Linked DNA regions of Homo sapiens: region 1 is linked to region 2. The links are chromatin contacts, found by Hi-C or POLR2A ChIA-PET in ENCODE. All regions are on one chromosome and are shown on one strand. Each heading gives the region's core, a stretch centred on a gene start or an enhancer-like site at or near the end of the contact. The rest is flanking DNA. Distances are from core to core; before and after follow the strand shown.

Evidence for each region. A loop is a pair of places that touch in the nucleus more often than their neighbours do. ChIA-PET counts read pairs that join two places held with the same protein, here RNA polymerase II (POLR2A). Pooled maps may share reads with other maps.
Region 1: a loop to region 2 is called in a pooled map, with 2.2 times the contacts of the local background. The contact joins two enhancer-like sites. A Hi-C loop is called at or near these places in 2 of 50 pooled maps. POLR2A ChIA-PET finds 5 or more read pairs at or near these places in 3 of 52 experiments (H1, activated B cell and endothelial cell of umbilical vein).

What each region holds. Positions count from the first base shown.
Region 1 is chr11:60,928,834-60,934,556 of GRCh38, reverse strand. It overlaps TMEM132A (transmembrane protein 132A), which reads right to left. Exons shown (of 11, transcript NM_178031.3): 4 at 5,597-5,723; 5 at 3,898-4,047; 6 at 2,673-2,868; 7 at 2,430-2,573; 8 at 813-1,015; 9 at 1-69. Among named protein-coding and RNA genes, the nearest start is that of TMEM132A, 7.2 kb to the right of the region's middle. Within about 2 kb of position 1,821, at least 3 of the 41 ENCODE cell types and tissues checked have a DNase peak (open chromatin) inside an H3K27ac peak, as active enhancers do.
Region 2 is chr11:61,059,347-61,065,354 of GRCh38, reverse strand. It overlaps LINC02954 (long intergenic non-protein coding RNA 2954), which reads right to left. Exons shown (of 4, transcript NR_186234.1): 3 at 3,480-3,644. All of the region lies in intron 1 of LOC105369325 (a long non-coding RNA gene), which reads left to right. Among named protein-coding and RNA genes, the nearest start is that of LINC02954, 7.0 kb to the right of the region's middle. RefSeq lists enhancers at 3,345-3,584, 3,935-4,174, 3,240-4,439. Within about 2 kb of position 4,059, at least 7 of the 41 ENCODE cell types and tissues checked have a DNase peak (open chromatin) inside an H3K27ac peak, as active enhancers do.

The sequences.
Region 1 (5,723 bases), core at 572-3,071, 130 kb after region 2:
TACTGCAGGTGGCAGCCACGGGCGCGCCGCTCGGCCTCATCCGACGCCTCTGCAGCGGGTTCCGCAGGCCTGCAGGGCGGGGAGGCCGGGACTGGCCGTCAGCGCTGAGCGGCCCCAGCCTGCCCAGGGCCCAGCTGCTGGAGACCCGCAGCTCGTCCCCGGCGGCTCCTAATCACCAGCAGCTCCTGTTTCTCAAACGCAGACATCCGCCCCTCTTGGGGTCAGGCCCTTCCACCTGCAGGCGAGCCGCCCCAGCCCACTCCCGACTGGCGCTGTGCCTCGATCACCGCTCTTGCTCCCAAGTGGACCGCAGGGGAGACGCTCTCTTACGGGGACCCTGGGGGCGCTCACTCTCTGAAGGGCCTGGAAGCTAGATTCCAGAGGCGTGGGCCACCTCTCCCTGGGTTTTGGGGAGCCCCCTCCGAGGGTGTTCATTTCCTGAGCTCTGTGTCATCTTAGGCTCTGAGGGTACGACCAGCATAGACAGACCGCAGCTTCAAGGGGCTGACATTCTCGGGGGAGGAGCGTGGAAAGGATGGACAGGCAACATTAACCAGTACTGACGTAGATTAGGAAGTGGAGGGTGCTACGGGAGAAGTGAGGCAGGGAAGGAGGAGAGGGATGCGGAAGTCAGCAATTTCACAGAAAGCGATCATTGGCTGGGCGGCCCAGGGTGGAGGTGGGCAGAAGGAACTGCAAGCAACAGGGCAGTTTTTCTGACCCCGACTTGGGCCCATGGCTGTGTCCCCTGCGCCCTCTCCGTCCCAGTGTGACTCGCCAAGGCCTGCCAGCTTCCTCAGGCCTCCACTCACCCTTCAGCAGGGCCAGGTACCCTCCAGCCGCGGACCTGCTCGAGGGTGGTGTCGGTGAGCTCGATACGCAGCGGTAGCAGGGGGGCCCACACGGTCAGCCGCAGCGAGGCGCGGAGCCGGCGCCACCAGAAGTCCACTCGCACCCCCCGGGCGCCCCGGCTCTCCTTGCCAGCCACGAACACGGCATCACAGGCCTCAGACACCTATGGAAGGGCAGAGGGCAGGTGGGCGGGCTAAGCCACTAAAGACAGGTGTGAGGCTGGGCCGGGTGGGTGGCTCATGCCTGTAGTCCCAGCACTCTGAGAGGCCGAGGTGGGTGGATCGCTTGAGTCCAGGAGTTTGAGACCAGCCTGGGCAACATGGCAAAACTCCCTCTCTACAAAAAATACAATAAATCAGCCGGGTGTGGTGGCACATGCCTGTAGTCCTAGCTACTGGGGAGGCTGAGGTGGGAGGATCCCTTGAGCCTGGGTAGCTGAGACTGCAGTGAGCCGGACTGTACCATTGCACTCCAGCCTGGGGACAGAGTGAGACTCTGTTTCAAAATAAATAGATTAAAAAAAAAAAAAAGGCATGGGCCAGAAGAGAGCAGCCCTGACCTCAGGCCGTAGGACGGGCTCCCACTGAGTTCAGCTCTGTGTGTCACTGGAATGCATGTTGCAGCAGGATTGTTGGTTAAGCCCCTGTTCTTTGTTTAAGATTTTACTGTAGGGGCCATTCCTTGAGGTTCCCTGGGGCTCAGTCAGGGGAACTGGCCATTGCATACCAGTCTTCCTCCTGGCAGAGCAGGGGTGTGAACCCAAAACTTTGGCTCCTTATTCATGCTGGCCTTTGACATTGCTCTTGGAGCCACCTGGCAACCAGCTACAGCCAGGTAGGCAGAGGTGGGACAAAGCAGATCTCCCACCAAGGCCCTCCAGCAGGAACCACACACATTTGAGCAAAGGACCACAAGTGGGGAAAGGCACCTTCCCCCTTCAGGTGGCTGGGATTTGCATACATGCAGACTCCATGCTTCCCCTCTTAGAACTTCAAGATAGAGGAAGTTGCTCTACCACCCTCCCTTTTATTTCACTTCACAATCACCGGTAATAATAATAATAATAATTTTTACCATTGTATAATTATTACATCATATTATAACAGCAATAACTGCCATTGTTTCAGCCCCTGCTATCTGCTAAATACTGTCTTAAAGTGCTTTTAATTCTTACAACAACCCGAAGATATGTTCTCATTTTAAAGTTTAGGTAACGAGGCTCAGAGAGGTTAAGAGACCAGCCCATGATCACAAAGCTGGTTGACAACAAAGATGTGTTTCAAACTAAAACTTTCTGATCCCAGAGTATGTGCTCTCGACTCTCTCAGGCCAGCGCACTTGCCAGTGCAATAATGAGCGTGAAAGTGTCTAAGGTCGGGGGGCTGTTAGGGTTACTTGACTCGGGAGAGAGGTGGCTGGAACAAAAGAAGTTGAAGCTGTGGTTCCTCCCATGAGGTTTCTCGTCTCAAGAAGAAGCTGTTCTCTTGGGGACCCACATGAGGAAGGAGGAAAGGTGTGTGTGCGTAACTGTGCCCACACAAATGCAGACTCACATGAGCTGGGCACCTGCCACTCACCTGCAGGACCTGTGTGTTGGCAGACTCGCAGCCGACATGCTCTGTCACCTCCACCAAGGCCCCCCCGCCGTCCACAGTGACAAGGCGCACGGGGACATGCTGGGGCACTCCAGTCAGTGGTGCTGTATTCACCAGCTCCTCAGCCTGGGGGTGGAGGAGGGGCTCAGCCCCAGGCCCCTCAGCTCATGGGGCTCCTGGGACTTGGCCTCCAGCCTTCCCAGGCAGAGATGGAGGTCTCCTTACCTTGGCCAGTGGGATAAGGGCTCTGATGTCCCGCTCAGACACCAGGATTTCCCACACCATTTTGTCCTTCTCTGCTTCAGGGGCCTGGCCTGGGTACTCCAGCTGCCACGTGACGGGGCGAGTGACCGCTACGCCCCCACCAGTGCTATTCTCCACCACAAAGTCCACCCATAGGAACTCAGACAGTTCAAGGGGACTGCTGGCCAAAGGAGACAGAGAAGCCAAATGCTTGCTAGCTGCCAGGCATGGCCTCAGCACTTCCTGCATTCATGATTATCCCCATTTTACACAGGAGGAAACTGAGGCACAGAGGTTACATAGCTCACTTAAGACCACACAGCAAAAAGTAGCGGGGCTGGGATCTAAACCCAAGCATCCTCGCTCTAGACCCCAAACTCTGACCCACTCTTGGCCTCTCTAAGATCCATGAAGCCATTTAACCACCTCCCACCTGGCAAGGTGGCTCACTCCCCTGCCTGCCCGGGCCCGCTTCCCCCAGACTTCCGCTTTCCACAGCCACTGAGGTGGCATGCGGGAGATTCACTTCCAGGTCCCAGGACCAGACACTTGACCCTCTGAATGATAAGCTTCCTTTGATCAAACAAAAACCTATGTGCTGGGAACCGTCCTGGGTGCCTGATATGTAGCACTGTATTTTATTTTCAAAAATGCTAAGGGATGCATTATTATTCCTATTTCACAAGTGAAGAAACTGAGGCTTGGGTAGGGGAATGTTAACTGGCTTGCCCAAGGTTTTGCCCATCCCAAAAGCATCAGAACCAGAATTCGAACTGGGGCTACTGAGTCCATGGCCTTGACCCAGGCTCAGGGCATGAATAAGAAGAGTTCACAACCGCAGAACTGCAGCTGGGCTTTTTGGGGGAATGTGAACGGCCCAGAGAAAGGATCATTTGGTGGAAGCAGGGGGATGGAGTAGTGGCTATGAGGGCTCTACCTGGGGCACAGGATTGGTTGGCATCTCTTAGAATAAGACTCACAGACACTTGCTATGCCTGGCACATGGCTGGGGCTGGGAAGATAGTGGCCGAATGAATGAATGAAGGAATGGATTATGCCTGCTTTGTGCTGCTTCCTTGAAAAAATCTGTCCTTGGGTCTGCTCACCTGGGGATCTAGAGGCAGCATGGCAGCCTCCAAATCTGCTCAACTGCACTCTATAACCAGCCCTCCCTCCTTTGCCCCCTGGGTGGAGGGAAACTGCCCACCTGGAATCTGGCTCTGTGAGCCCAGCACGGTGGCAGGTGATGAGGGTGGTGTGGTGCCTGGAGCCCTTGAAGCGGTCCAGCTTGGCAGTCCAGAGTGTGGGCTGGGCTGGGCGGGCGGCTGTCACATGCAGCCCCTTCTTCACCTTGATCCTGGGGAAGAGAGTATAGGCTCAGTTTGGCAAGGTGCATGCTGAACTGTGGGCTGGATTGAAGGGGAAAGACAAGGAGCCAAAGCCATCTGACCTCCCTGGCTCCAGTCTGAATCTCCTCTTCACCATCCTCCAACCCAGAAGGACCCCGCCTCAGTGCAGCTCACACCTTACAGCTCTCCCCCACCCAAAGACCACTTACGCCTCCCCACTGCCCATAAGGTCAAAGCTTAGCCGGGCATTTGGGGGCCCTCCAGGGTCTGGTCCAGCCTTAACTTCGGTTGTGACATCTCTCCATGCACTCTCTGCTTCAGCTACACACAAGTTTCCCACACACACGGCACCCATTCGTGACTCCAAGCCTTTGCCCAGTCTGTGCCTTCAGCCTGCTCTGCCCTTTCTTACTTTACCTGCTGATGCTTTAAGCCTCCAACAACTCACAGACCATTTCCTTTAGAAAGCTTTTCCAGTGGTGGGATGAATTTCCCCCTTACTGCACCCACTCACCTGAGCTCCCACCGCACTTTGAACCTCCCTCAGTGCTTACACACCCACATGCCTTCTAATCCAATTCATGCCCATCCAGCTCCCTTCCCTACCACTGGGGCCCCTTTCTGCCAGATAGGGACTGGCCCTTGCTCGTGTTTGGATCTGCAGAGTGAAGACACAGGGCTTGGCAGGCTGTAAGTGTCTAGGAAAGATCTGCTTAATAAGAGTGAGCATAGGAGGGCGTAGGAGATGGGGAGACACAGAGACGGGACATGCACAAACCCAGGCAGGGCTTGAAACTAGGTCTAGGTTTCAAAGCATGTCCACAGACCGCTCTTCGATCCTCAGGAAAGATATCATTACAAAGTGAGCAAGTCCCAGTGCCTCACCCTAACCAAGCCCAGGACTATCCTGCCTAGAACTCAGGCTTCTCAGAATCTTAAAGCCTAAGAGATGCCTCTCCCATGGATTCCTGCGCTGGACTCCAGAAGCAAGTCATACTCTGCAAGCCCTTGCCGGGTGAACTGGGTAGGTGGGTGGGGGCTGCTTTGGGGGAACTTATTACGGAAAAGGACACAAAGAATCAGGGCCTTCCTATGGGGAAGAGCAAGCTCTGTCCAAAGGCTAGACTCCTACGGCGAGGGTGGCAAGGAGGGACAGCATGTAGGTGAACGTGATTGGGGCAAATATCCCTCTCTGGAGCACTGGAGCAAGAGCTCACACTTAGGTACTGCAGTCTCTAAGCCCTTTGCGGGTTCCCCTCCCTGGAGACTTGCAGCTGCCCTGAAGGTGGACCGTTAGCCCCATTGGACAAAGGAATCTCAGGGAGGTGCCAGGGGAAGGGGCAGCTTCCTACTTCTGACTCTAATTCCAGGGCTGTGCCCATGGTGGGCTCCTACCAGCACAGTCATGGCTTTTTACCTGGAAGGAGTTTAGTTTGGTGGACACATGTTTTGCAGAGGTCAAGGATTCCAGCAAGGACCCCAGGAGGAGCAGGTACCTGTCCCTAGTCTTCCCACAGAGGTTCCCACCCTCACCCATCCCCGTGGCCTGGTGCTCACCGCAGGGTCAGGAGGCTGGCTGTGAAGTTGTGCCGAAGCAGGAGGGTAGCACTAAAGAGCTGGCCGGGCCGCACTGGCATGTCAGGCACCCGCAGAGTCACAGCCTCGTCCAGAGGTACCTCCTGGT
Region 2 (6,008 bases), core at 2,810-5,309:
CACGGAAGCCAAAAGCTTGGACAACCCTGGCCTAGGTGTTTTGTCTACACAGTAACAAATATGCAACACGCATATGACTGCTCTGTGTGCTCCCGACAGCATCTCTACTCCATCATAGTATGCGTGTCTGCTGAGTTCAGACGCGGCTCAGACTGATTCTCTGCATAATCGGTGTTTCTTTTTCTTTTCTTTCTTGCTTTCTTTTTTTTTTTTTTTTTTTCGAGACAAGGTCTCACTCTGTTGCTCTGGCTGGAGTGCAGTGGCACAATAATAGCTCACTGCAGTCTGAACCTTCCAGGCTCAAGTGATCTTCCCACCTCATCCTCCCGAGTAGTTGGCACCCCAGGCACACACCACCATGTCCAGCTAATTATTATTATTATTATTTTTTTTTGTAGAGACGGGGTCTCGCTATGTTGCCCAGGTTGGTCTCAAACTCCTCGGCTCAAGCAGTTCTCCTGCCTTGGCCTCCCAAAGTACTGGGATTACAGGTATGAGCCACAGTGTCCGGCCATAATCAGTGTTTCATACCATCAGATCTGGTACATGGATTGAAACCTGTTTGCTAATTCCAGTCTACATGGAGCCAACCACTATGAAAACCTGGAAACTTGGTTGGGTTTTTTAGCTTTTATCTTGGTCTCTGGCTTGATTGAATGTAGATGCTCATGGGGTAGAATCTGAGCGCTCAAGACACGACCACCCAGTGCCTCCTGAAATATCACTGTTAGTCACTCCTTAGGGTGCCCTTTCAAAGTAGGAAATGCGGGAATCTTTTTGAATAGCACCTTCGTGTGGATTTTATAGCCTAAGAAAGGGTCCTGGGATAGCAGCAGAGCTGGGAAACTTTGGGAAGGGAGAGAAGGAAAGATGGAGGGCTCGACCCTCTCTGCAGACTTCCAGCCGGGGGACCAGCCCTGGATTGAAAAACAGGCAAGTGGCCAGGCGCGGTGGCTCACACCTGTAATCCCAGCACTTTGGGAGGCCGAGGCAGGCAGATCACCTGAAGTCAGGAGTTTGAGGCCAGCCTAGCCAACATGGTAAAACCCTGTCTCTACTAAAACTACAAAAATTGGCTGGATGTGGTGGCACGTGCCTATAGTCCCAGCTACTCAGGAGGCTGAGGCTGGAGAATCACTTGAACCTGGGAGGCGAATGTTGCAGTGAGCAGAGATCACGCCACTGTACTCTAGCTTGGGCAATAGAACGAGACTCCGTCTCAAAAAAAAAAATATAGTAAAATAGGCAAGCAATGATGAAGAGGACACATAGCAACAGGGCCTCTCACATCCACAGGTCACTTCCCAGTGTACAAAGCGCTCTCATTTAAAAGATGAGGAGACAGACACAGAGAAGCTCAGCCAGGCATCAGTGCCACACAGCAAACAGGCAGAATTGTCAAATGTGACCCTAACACCCAAGACCTTTCCACAGCTGAGTGAAGTGTTGTCATAGATCTCCTAGTTGTCAAATTACTTTCCTGCTTTTTTTTTTTTTTTTTTGAGACAGAGTCTCGATCAGTTGCCCAGGCTAGAGTGCAGTGGCGTGATCTCGGCTCACTGCAACCTTCGCCTCCCGGATTCAAGCAATTCTCTTGACTCAGCCTCCCGAGTAGCTGGGACTACAGGCGCCCGCCATCATGCCTAGCTAATTTTTTATTTTTGTAGAGACAGGGTTTCACCATGTTGGCCAGGTGGTCTTGAACTCCTGACCTCAGGTGACCCGCCTGCCTCGGCCTCCCAAAGTGCTGGGATTACAGGCGTGAGCCACCACCGTGCCCCACCCTTTTCCTGCTTCTTTCCTGACCACACCATCAGCAGGTCTGTAACTGCTGCTTCTCTGCAGCGTCCCAGAACTAAGCACGTGAATGGCACACGTGAAATAGAAACATGATGTGTCTTTCTCACTCGTGGTCCATGGGGCTTGGCCCCATCTCCCCAACTGGAGGGAAGCTTCTCGTGGCACCATGATCTCGGGCTGTCCCCTCTGCCCACCTCCAGCCTTCCTAACAGTGCTCCATGGTTCAGTGTGGCTTCAAGTTGAAAACATGGTGGGCAGGAGAGGTTTTGGGGGCTGGGAGTAAAGTGAAGTGGTTGACCTGGCCACTGTTTTTTAAGCCTCTGCGACTGGTTTGGTTTAACACTGAAGTGGAATCTGTGTATTAAATGCTGTAATGCCTTAAAATTAACTCCCCCGAGAGCATCTGCCTAATTTTTCTCCTTTGGCTCTATGTAAGTTGCCTTGGCAGGGTCTCTGCGAATCTTAGTCTTCCATATGAAAAAGTACTGCTTGCTAAGTATAGCTTATATCCTGAGCCCCAGGGAGAAAATAGAGAAAAGATTTCCGGTAAAATCAACCTCCGTAGAAGTTCAGTAGAGGGACCTCTTCACACTTGCCCCGGTTCTGATCCTGCATGAACAGTACTTTATCCTCTCCTCCTCTTCCCTGCTGCAGTCTTATGCTCCATGCAGTCCCTCTTCCAGGGAGCTGCTGGACTCATCTCCACGCAGTAGGAGTCTGGCTGCATCACCACTGCCCTCCTCTTACTGGAAACGCTTCAGTCCAAGTTCTGTAGCTCTGTGCCCTGACTCTGCCCTGTCTCACACACACCAGGCAGGTCACGTTGGTGGATTAATGGGACTGGATGAAGGGGACATCAGGCAGTGGAAGTGGCTGTACGGAAACAGGGTGAAGGCTACACCCCATCTAAAGAGAACCAACCCAACTCTGATTATTGCCATGGAAGAATATGGCCTCCATGTTTCCAGATCCTGATTGTTCAACATAATTTTGGGAATCTGAGTTTTTATATGAAATAGCCTAATTTTCAAGCGTTGGTTTATATATATATCTTAAAACACTATATGGGCCATCAACAAAGCGTGTCTGTGGGCCACACACCCACATGTTGGGACCACTTTTGCCCTTTGCTGTGTGGCCCCAAGATGTTGGCAGCTCTCCATAAATGCCATGCCCTTTCCTCTCTGTGACTTTCTCCGTCCTGATCCCTACGCTGTCTTTGGCAGGTCAGCTTGTCCTCATATAGTGCTTGTAACAGCTATGTGACTTTGGGCCAGTTACTCACCATCCTGATGCCTCAGTTCCCTCCTCTATGAAGTGGGAATAAGGGTGACTGGGAAGAATACGTGAGTTAACAAATGCAAAGTGTTAGAAAACGCTGCACATATTGTTCATCAGTGTCATCATCGTCATCATCCTTATTATTGTCCTCCATCTAGTCTTGGCTGTCACCTCTGAGATGCCTGCCTAGACTCCTTGAAAGCAGGCTGTCCCCACCCCACCCCAATTCTGTAACACCCCAATCCCCACAGCCATCTCACTGCATTATCTGTTGGCTTCTCAGTACGCCCTGGACTGTGGGCACCTTGAGAGGAGGAATATCTTTCTGTCCATACACAACTTCGAACAAACACTTGGCCCAGAAGAGGCCTCCATAGAGGCTTACTAAGTGGATGCACCTTTCATGAATGGTGGTCTGGAAGCCTGATACCACTTGATATTTCCATCCAGATGTTATTGTTACCACCCAGGCCAAGAATGTGCTTCTTCTGGAGGCACAACAAGGTGGGGCTTGTCTGGCTGCACCACAGCATAATATCTATCCCTCCTCACAGCTCTGCTCTCTGATGGAAGCAAGGAAACAGGAAGTGAAATTGACAGGCACTGACCAACCTGGTTTCACATCAGGGGTGAATGAAAAGGACGAGCCCCCCTCCCTAGGGTGGGGCGGGAGGGAGGTGGGAGTGGGGGTGGGGATGGGACATGAGTCATGATGTGTCACTGAGATTTTTTTGGATGCATTTTTCAGTTTCAAAAGCATGAGGCGTTATTACTATGGGTTGAGAACCTGGAGTGCCAAATGACTGTGTCCCAAACAGGATGGCGCAATTGGTGTCTGGTAAAGTACCTGGGAGTTTTCTTTGTTCCAAGTGGGGTTTGTGGCTCAGCACAGGGGCCTTACAGTGATGTTATGGTCCCCATACAGTAGCGATCCGGAAGATCTGTGCCCTGACTAATTCTTCTGCCCTTGAGCTGGTGTTTAAAAGAAAAAAAAAAACCCTCTGTGGTCGCAACCAAGATGTAATGATAGACTTTGAGCCCCGAGAGTCTCACCCAGCCTACTCCGGCACGTTTTGGGATGCTGCGAAACTGAATTGAGGTGCCTGTCATCATAAGAGAACTGAACGAGTGGGGGTAAGAATTAAGATCAGCAAGAGCTGTGTTTCTCGCTGGTTGTACAAACAGGCACTTGCCGGAAGCTGCCTCAGTGGGAACAAGGTGGAGCTTCATGAGGGCCCTGTTGAGTCTTTGCTGGGAATGATGGAGGTTTTTTCCATTTTCTCATTTTCCATTACTCTAATATGGTTATAACCTGGGACTTTTTGTGTGTGGGGTCCTGGAAGGATGTTTGTGATATTCAGGAGTTCTGGTGGGAGTCGGGTAGGGTGTGGATAGGGTGAACCTGAAACTTGCCCCAAATTTGTGTTCCATTCATCAATACCAATTACCCACCACATCTTTTAGCATTTATTCAAGAAATGCATGTTGTGGCTGGAAGAATATGGGATTTGGAGTCCACTGTGCCTGGTCTTTCCTGGACAACTGGGTTGGACAAATTCCTCTACCTCTCTGAGCCCCGTTTCTTCATCTTCAATAATGCGTTTGTGATGTAGAGCTTTTGGGAAATAATTAAAGGGATGATGTGCAGACAGGTCCAGACAGACTGACCACAAGGCTGGAGAAGGTCAGTCTTAGGACCCTCCCAAGGCCATTTATCTTTTTTTTTTTTTTTTTTTTGAGATGGAGTCTAGCTCTGTCGCCCAGGCTGGAGTGCAGTGGTATGGTCTTGGCTCATTGCAACCTCCGCCTCCCGGGTTCAAGAGATTCTTGTGCCTCAGCCTCCTGAATAGCTGGAATTATAGGCGTCTACCACCATGTCTGGCTTATTTTTGTATTTTTAGTAGAGACAGGGTTTCACCATGTTGGCCAGGCTGGTCTAAAACTCCTGACCTCAAGTGATTCACCCGCCTTGGCCTCCCAAAGTGCTGGGATTACAGGCACCCTTTATCTAATTTTATTTGTGTATTATCATATTTTTTAAAGAGGGACCCCCAAATTGTATAGGCTTCAGGCTCAACAGAACCTGGACCCAGCCTTGATCTTGTATCTTGAATAATGAAGAACTGGCTCTGGGAGTAAGTGCTGGAATCCTGGCTTCATCTGTCGATAGGGTCCCGCTATTGGCATGCTGTATTTGTTCACCTCATATGCAGTTGCTACGAAGAGCATTTACTTATTACCCCAAATGGGAATCACACCCCTGGGACCAGCCACCCTGTGTAGATAATAACTATGGATAATCCTTGCTAGAAAATAAAAGGTCCAAGGTGATATATATATATATATATATATATATATATTATTTTTTAATTTGCTTCAGTGGCAGAAACAGGAGTAGATGTGAAGGGCTTGGTCCTAGTTGAGAAGTTTCTCAACTGATAATGACGGTTAACATGTACATCAGCTACTACAGGATCTCACAGGTGGGGTTATCAATGGATAGGATGAGGATCTGTGAAGTGGGCAGGGCAGAGGTCATCATGATCCCCTTTTAGCAGATGTACAAACAGACCCAGAAAGGTCAAGGAGGTCATTGGAGGATGCACTGCCACGAAAGGCACAGCCAAGATTCAAATGCAAGTCATCAAAACTCCAAATGTAGTGCTCCTTCAAAGCGTACCACATTGCCTCTCCAAGAAGCTGAGCACAAGAAAGATGGCAGGGTGGAGCTGCTGACAAGTATTTGTTCTTTATGCAGAGTGACCCCATTTTAAGGCTGCCTACTGCGGTGGACGAGAGCAGAGTGGATGGTAGGGCTCTGTTTACTGAGCATTTCTGCCTGCTGGACTCTGTGCCCGGTGGAGCTCACGCAGCCCTCTCAATGCAGCCAGGTACACATCAGTCTCTCGGGTTTATGGAGGAGGAAT